2 separate regions of the Homo sapiens genome follow, and region 2 is linked to region 1. A link is a contact called in ENCODE Hi-C or POLR2A ChIA-PET data. All regions are on one chromosome and are shown on one strand. Each heading gives the region's core, a stretch centred on a gene start or an enhancer-like site at or near the end of the contact. The rest is flanking DNA. Distances are from core to core; before and after follow the strand shown. Region 1 holds the start of WNK2 (WNK lysine deficient protein kinase 2). Region 2 overlaps WNK2 (WNK lysine deficient protein kinase 2).

Region 1 (4,060 bases), core at 1,011-3,510:
TTTATATAATCTTGCAGGGCTGGGGCTGACACCACGGTGATGGCAGGATTATGAAAAATGCATGCCCAGAGCCTCTGCAGCCAAGAAAAACCCCCACACGCATTCTGCATGACTCGGTTTTAAGACCTCTCACACGTCCATTTTGTGAACAAATGGAGCTCTCAGAGCAGCAGAGGCGACTAACCACACTTCCAGGCCTTGCCCAGCTGTCCCCAGAGCTCTACCAGGCACCACCTCTGGGTCACAGGCCCTGGGTCAGAAGAAGTCTCTGCAGGTATCCCTGCTGGGGCAGCCACGGCTTGCTGGACACAGGAAAGTACTAATTTATGGGCAGCCCAGAGCCCCCAAAACACTCTGACTGCACACACCGGGCCTTGAAGCCTCCACACTGTTTTGCAAAGACACAACAGTCCAGACTCCCTGGGTCATTAAAGTAGGTCATCGGGACTGGAGAAGCAGCAGCCTAAGAGACACAGCCTCCGAGGCCCACTCTCCAGGACCCTCTCTACGCCCACAGCGTGCACACTTACACCAAACGCACAACAGAGGCCTGCCCTCGCCACCAGCTGACTCACAAACCGCAACCTGCGCACGGACACAGCCAGGCCCCACATGCCGTCCGCACACCTGGTATGCATCCTGCCAGCCATCCACACAGAGGGTGACACACATGGAGCCCCGCCGCCCCCAGGGCTTCTTAAGGCCAGGCGCAGGAGCAAGGACAGGCCCAAGGACGCACTCGCGGACAGACCCTGCGGAAAGCCCCCTGCGGGCTGGGGCACCCTCACCTGCAGCTCACACCAGGCCACCTCCACCCAGGTCTCCGTGTCCAGCCCCTTGTAGACCGTCTTGAAGGAACCGCGGCCCAGCTCGATGTCGAACTTGAGGAAGCGGCCGTCCAGAGAGGTGGCCACGGCCTTGAGGTCGTCCTCGTCGTCCTCCTCCTCTTCGGGCTCGTCCCGGCGAGTGCGCCCGGGCTCAGGCTTCGCCTCGGCCGCCCCCTCATCCTCCTTCCTCACGGTCGCCGCCGCCTCCTCCCTGGGGCCGCCGTCGGGGGCAGGCGCGGTTTCGACAGCGGCTGCGATGGGGTCCGGGCCGGGCTCCTGCGTGCCCACGGGCTCGGGGCCGGCGTCCGCGGGGGCTCCGGGGGCTCCCGGCTGCGCTACCAGCGCTGCGGGCGCGGGGGCGGCGGGGCGTCCGCGGGCGCGCTCCGCGATGAGGCGGCGCGTCTTGCAGAGCAGAAGCACCCGGCGCTGCAGGGGCTGCGGGGGCTGCGGGCCCGGCGCCTCGGCTGCCTCCAAGCCCGGCGGCTCCTCCTGGTCCGACTCTACCACGCTGCGCCGCAGAAAGCGCTGGGGCCCCGGCCGCGCCGCCTTCGCCCGAGGCTCCGCCATGCCCGCGGGCCCCGCGCCGCGCCCGGGCTCCATCAGCGTGCCGGGGACGTCTCGGCGGCCGCCATCGCCGTCCATCTCTGTGGGCCAAGGACACACAGGCCCGCGTGAGCGCCGGCCCTGCCGCACCTGCCCAGGCCGCCGGATGAGACAACGCCGCCCTAAGCCCGCAACCTGCCCAGCCCCGGCCGCGGAGAGAGCCTGCGGGGGCCGTCTCTGGGGGCCCTGGGAAAGGGGGGCTGCAGACGGGACCAGAGGCTTGGGTTGGGGAGGAGGGGTCCGTGCCCTGCTCAGCCCCAGGCTGCGGAGAGGGACGGGCCTGTGGTGTCCCTGGAACCCTGGGAGAGAGGACCTGCTAGGGTGTCCCTGAGGGCCCCGGAGGCCGGCAGAGGGATCTCGCGCCCTGCCCAGCCCTGGCCCAGGAGGGTTCTGCTAGGCTGTCCCGGAGGCAGCTGTAAAGGGGATAGGGAAGCCCGGGGGTGGGAGGAAGGCAGTGGCCCGGCGGCGGCTCCACAAAGGACGCGGGCCCGGGGCGCGGGAGGGGCGCGCGGGGAGGGGGCTGCAGCGCCGCGGCGCGCACACAAAGGCGGCGAGCGGCGTTGAGGGGAGGCTCGGCACTCACAGGGCGAGCGGACGCCGTCCATGCCCGCGGCCCGGCGGCCAGGGCGTGCGAGGCGGGAGAGATCACGCTTCGAGGACGGGGTCCGAGTTCCGGGCGAGGTCCGCGCTGGGGTGGGGGCCGTGGCGCCGCTCCAGCTCCTGCGCGCTGCTCTCTCGGGCCGGGCCACTGCGGGGCCGCGCTCCCGCGTGCTCCTGCCGGCTTCGCGCGGCTCCGCTCCCGCACCGGCTCCGACCCGGCGCGCGGGGAGGGCGGGGCTCCGTTCGCCCCGCCCCGGACCGGCGCAGGGGGCTGGGCCTGGCACGCCCACCTGGCTGCGGACGGGCTGGCTGACTGGCAGGCGCGCGCGGCCACCTGCGGGCCGGCTACCTGGGCTCCCACCCGCGGTTCTTTGCTCGAGGTAGCGCTCCTGTCCTCTGAAGTTCTTTGGAACGCCCCGCAGGGCTGTCAGCTGCGGAGGACCCCGTTTCTTCCTGAGAGGAGGCAGCAGGCTCAACGCCTCAGCACGCCGCAGCCCGGCGCGCTAGACCTCAAGGCCCTGTGCCAGGACAGAATGGGCAGGCTAGGAAGAAAAGGACCAGGGGTACCGCCGCCCTCGGGAGCCCAGCCTGGGGCTAAGCCTGGTGGGGCTCAGCGTGTCCTTTCCTGCCCTCACTTCACCACCAGGAACCATGAGGACCTCATCATCACCCAGGGAGGCACTGGTGATCATTATGCCCATTTCACAGTCTAGAGCAAACTGAGGCGCCAAAGGCAGAAGTTATATGCTCTAAATCCCAGAACTTTCAAGACCGAAGCTGAGCTGGAATGCCTTGGATGGGATATGGAGAGGCTTCCAGAAGCCCCTTGACCCAAAGTGTTCTTCCTTCCCACCTCTGCCAGATGCCACCTCTCCCGAGAAGTCTTCCATGATCTCTAGCTCCTTCCTCCTCTAGACCCCCACGGACAAGCCCTCTCTTGGGCGTCTCTGGCCCTAATGCAGCAGGTGACCTGTGTCAGTAACCATACTGCTAAGTTCTGAGCCCTGCTCCAGGCAATGCCCTGAGCTAACACTTCACCCTTACCCCAGCCTCCATGATCCTAGGTGAGGAAACTGAGGCACAAGGGAGATACCAGAGTATTCTCATCTCAGTCCCCATCCCACTGGGCTGGCACCCCCATCAGATACACACACACTTCCAGAGATGAAAAGATGCTTGTGGGCCTGTAGGCCTTGGAGCCCCTGGCACAAAATAACTCATGTGGCATAAAAGCCAGCAGAGGCGATATCTCACCTTCACAATGTAGAGGGAAGAATATGCCAGGCCAACTGTTACCCAGAGAAGCAGGACTTCCTGGAGCCCCGCTGGGCACTGGCACTGGCTGAAACTAATTTGTGAGGGGCAACAGTGAACATCCCTTCCCAGCTCTGGGTTCAGCAATGCCACCCTGTAGCCTGAAGTCAGCAATGCTGGGAGTATTTACACTGCGGAAATTGGCAAACACCTCAAATCAGGACTTTTCTCCCCAGAGAGCCAGTGGTTAAATAGTGTGCTAGGTGTAGGGCTATGCATTTGGCACTTGCCTGTTATTTATATAATCTAATCTACCGTGTGAGACAGGCATTCATTCCGGGGCTCAAGTCCGCTGGCATGAGCCCAGAGCTCACACGAGGAGGAGGCCAAACAGCAGACGCCAGCTCTGCAGGACAGAGAGGCCTGAGGGACAGGGATCTAAGTTGCATCTCCTGGGGCAGGAGTCTTCCAGGTAGAGGTCAGGGGTGGAAAAGGATCTTTTCTGTCTTCCCTTTGGAGGCTAAAGACCCCCCAACCTTGCCCCTAACCAGCTGAGTGAACTTGGGCAAGTCCTGGTCCTTCCTGAGCCTCAGTATCTGGCCCTGCAGAGTGGGCTGATCATCCTGACTTGCCCACCTTAAAAGGCTGCCAATTCCTTGTAGATTCAGTCAATCTAGGAAGGGCACCAAGTCCACAGACCTGTTCATGATGGGTGTGTTCAAGCCTATCCAAGGGAAAACCAGGATGGGACAGAGCTAAGCGTGTTCTGAGACCAG
Region 2 (3,840 bases), core at 1,231-3,730, 35 kb before region 1:
AAGGGGAGGTCCAGGGAAGGTCGGGGGTCCCCACCCACCTGCCTGTTAGGAAGCCCCCATGCCCAGCATGAGCACGGCAGGTCAGTTTTGGGACTGGCCCTCTGTGCTGGGCCCCGCCCTCCCCACCGCAGGGCTCCGGTCACAGGGCAGGCTGCAGGAGCCCTCCCCACCCCAGGCCCACCCAATACCCTCCATCGTGGGCAAAGACAGGGCCACCATGGGATGCTAGTGGAGCTGTCACCACGTGGCAGGGATGGGTGGGCAGCCCAGGAGGAGGGCAGGACCACAGAATGGAGCCATGAAGGCCAAGATAAAGAAGAGGACCAAAGGGGGACCCAGGCTGGGTCAGGCACCCCTGAGGCAATGAACCATGACAGGGTGCAGCTGACAGGACTGTGGACCACCTGGGGTCTGATGCTGGGGCAGCACGGGCAGGCAGGAGCCTTCCCAAGGTGCCCACTCCCCGGGCCCACCACACCCACAAAGCCTCTCCCGGGACCTGAAGCCTCACAGTCCACAGACCAGATGTGGTCCTTCCTTCCAACAGGAACCTCACCAGGGCTGGACAGCCCCCAGCCCCCTCCTCAGGCCACCCCATGGAGGTCTCCCCAGCTAGGGCCTCAGGGAGACCCAACCCTCTGCCCAACAACAGCAGTGACACGCCATCCAGTTAGTCTCTCTGCCCATCAGCTCCTGGCTGGGCTGCAGGGTCATCAACTCTACCTCACTGGGCCCCATCCCCCTTCACAAAACAGGAAAGGTCGGAGGTCTCCTCAGGGTTAGTGCACGGCTGTGCTGACAGGTAGAGTTGCCCAGAACCGCAGCTGGCACAGCCAACCTCACCCTCGGCCCCTTCCTACCATGTCCCGTCCTGCACTGGTGTTGGGCAGCATGGACAGAACAGGAAAAGCTATTCCAATCAGAGAGACGGGGTGGAACCTAGGCTCAGACACTAACCCTGCCTCTGAGCTCAGCTCCCCATCTGTGTAGTGGGCAGATAGCAGCACCCATCCCCCACAGTGTCCAGCCCTCAGCAAGTAATATGCACCCTGTGTACACCCTCGTGGGCTCTGGGTGGTACACCTGCCTCCAGAGGAGGCCTGGCCCACTGCAGATCAAGCAGACAGGACCTATGCTCATTCACACCCTGGGGGAACCACTTTAAACAACCAAGACTCCCTCCCCAACAACCCTGCAGCCAGGGAACCCTGTCCTGGAGGAAGAGAGGATCCCCTTTGGTCCCCAGGCCTCCAACACCAGGTGATGTCCCAGCCAGGAGGAGCCCGGCGCTAAGCAGGGTGGGGCCTGGATGCGCCTGCACTCTCCAGGCTTCCAGGGCAGGGCACCAAGGCCAGTGCCACCATCTGCACCTGCACTCACCTGGATCAGAAATGACAGAGCCCAAGCGAGGAAGCAGGTGGGCAAGCTGGTGGCAACAGGTGGAGCTGGGCACATGGCATACGGGTGTTTTATTTCCAAATAAATGTTTTAAAGCTTGCAGGGCTGACCTAGAGCTCCATAAAAGCAAAGGAGCCCCCACATAGCCTCTTCCACCTGAGCGACCCCACTCTCAGCACTGCGTGTCCCAGATGGGCTAAGCCTCGGCCCACACTACCCTGAGTAGGCGCCTGCCCAGCCCTCTGTGGACAGGGGTCTCCCCAAGGACCAGCATCCTTAAATGAAGACCACCAGCTAAAAGCCAATGACAAACTTGGAAACAATCCACACTTAATCCTTAACACTAGGGGTCTCTGAGGGGAAAGGGAAAGGGCTTCCTCCCTAGGATCCATATCCACACTTTTGGATGCAGGTATCCCTACTGTGGTCAGAAGAACTGATGAGCATTTGTCCTTGTGTGCACTTTTTGAAAGAGAGGAGCAGGAGGGACTCAAGCCGGGCATCACCCAGGGCTGCCACAGGCCCTCCAGGACAGTGGCCAGCCCCGCCCACGGCATGTTGACCAATGGGACTGGGGGTGTTGGTAGATACAGACCATTCACATTTAGGGGAAACGGCTCAGAAAGCTACCTTGTCAGAGGGCCACCTCGTGCCAAGGCACCTGCCATCAGGCTGGAGGGAGGAAGAGAGCTTGAACCCATGCCCCTCCCCTCCAGGGACATCCAGGTGCCCTCCTCTCCTGTCTACAGGTGGGCTTAACACGGGCAGCTGAGGGGCAGAGGGACACAGGCCTGGCCCCGGTCTCAGCCACAAGTCCTGGTGCCATGTCACTGGGTGGCCACCCTCCTCTCCAAGGCCAGAGGTCAGCAGGCTGCCCTGGCCCTGCATGAGTCCTGAGAGCCAACCTGTCACATCCAGGCTCCCCACGCCCGTCTGTTCTCCTTCGGAGGCAGGGGGAAGAGGGAGAGCCAGGCAAGGGGTCCCTGGGGCAGAGGGGTGCAGCCAACTCAGGACAACCAAACCCCAGGAAGCCGGGGCAGCCCTGGCCCTGACAGCCAGACAACCCAGACACACACCCCCAACATGGACAGGCAGCTGTGCAGGCAGCAGACACTGCAGGGCCAGCCCCAAAGGAGGAGGCCTTTCCTGTTCTCAAGGGAACACTGATGTTACTTCCTGACGGGGAAATGTCTGCTCGAACCCTCGGCCCTGGACCAGAGCAGTGGTTCGACCACCCCAGGATGAAATGAAAATGGGGCCCTCCCAGTGGGCACACAAGTGAGGAAGAGAAATCCCCATGGGGCCATCCCACCACAAAAACTTTCCTGATTGCAGGCCTGGCTCCTCCCCAGGAGAACACATCGGCACTCACCCAAGGTAACTGGGAGCCCGGCGGGCACAGGCCAGGCGGCCACCCCTGCATCTGACCACATCATGTATCTGGTTTCTAGAAAGGGCCAGCCCCACCCCATGGCCACTTCCCGCAGGGACACCTAAAGATAGATTTGGATAGCACCAGGGACACAGGTCAGCAGGGTTAGCAGCTCCACCATCAAGAACAGCTCCTGTGGGGTGGGGCAGGCGGGGCACCCCAGGGCAAGGCCTGTGGAATCCTGTGGAGTTCCACAGAATTCTGAGGAGACAGCTGTAGAGGCCAAGCTACTGGGGTCTTCCTGCGGCTGCCCTGCCCCCACACAGGGTTCAAAGGCTCAGGGCACCCCAAGGTGGCAGTGGGTGAGGGTCTAACAGTCTGTGGAATATTGTGGCCCCTCGAAGGCAGGCCCTTCCCCCCACCCCACCCCCCCAACGTAGGGAAATACCCAGACCTGTAGCTCTGGGCAATGAGGAAGGGCTGGGCATTCTGGTGCCTGCTACTGTACAAGGCCCTGGTTCTGGCTTGGTCTTCTACGCCTACGCCCAGAATGAAGTCACCTAGGCCTCACTTCCTTTCCTCCCCAGAGGCCCTAGGTGGCCCAAGCTATCACCAAGAGCTAAGATGACCTTGAAGGCCAGGCTACTAGGATTCAAGGCCGGTGTTGGCCTCAGGTCAAGATGTCCACTGAATAAACATGTGCCCAGGCACAAACATCTGTGGTGTCCCTCTAAGCCAGGAATGGCACCAGGCTGCTTGGCAGGGGAGTGGGGGCACCAACAGATGGCCCCAGCAGCATGAGATCAGGGCCACAGGAGGACCATGGAAGGGTAAAGCAGCATGGGGGTGAGGTTAGGCCCCCCTGCCCACATCTGCACCCCAATCCCATTAACTGACTCCTCAGTACCTCCCAGAACTGGCGGCAAGAGCCTTGGGGACCACAACCGAGACGGCAGGTACACAGCACACATATACCTGAAATAAACCTCAGCACCATTCATCCTCATGCCACCATTCTGACTCTTCTGGAGAAAAGGAAACCCCACACTCAGCACTGCTTCTCCCACTAA

The links. Hi-C counts contacts between places; a loop is a spot of excess contacts on that map. ChIA-PET counts read pairs that join two places held with the same protein, here RNA polymerase II (POLR2A). Pooled maps may share reads with other maps.
Region 2: a map of gastrocnemius medialis shows a loop between it and region 1 (6-fold over the local background). The contact joins the enhancer-like site here to the promoter of WNK2 in region 1. A Hi-C loop is called at or near these places in 11 of 168 maps with a recorded cell type or tissue (HepG2, PC-9, Right ventricle myocardium inferior and 8 more) and 6 of 50 pooled maps. POLR2A ChIA-PET finds 5 or more read pairs at or near these places in 5 of 52 experiments (HepG2, Panc1, WTC11 and 1 more).

The regions. Positions count from the first base shown.
Region 1 is chr9:93,182,339-93,186,398 of GRCh38, reverse strand. WNK2 (WNK lysine deficient protein kinase 2) reads right to left here and starts at 2,260. Exons shown (of 30, transcript NM_006648.4): 1 at 2,014-2,260; 2 at 789-1,471. The coding sequence starts at 1,469. RefSeq lists an enhancer at 1-222.
Region 2 is chr9:93,217,388-93,221,227 of GRCh38, reverse strand. All of the region lies in intron 2 of WNK2 (WNK lysine deficient protein kinase 2), which reads right to left. Among named protein-coding and RNA genes, the nearest start is that of WNK2, 35 kb to the right of the region's middle. Within about 2 kb of position 2,480, at least 8 of the 41 ENCODE cell types and tissues checked have a DNase peak (open chromatin) inside an H3K27ac peak, as active enhancers do; they include gastrocnemius medialis, where a contact is called at or near this core.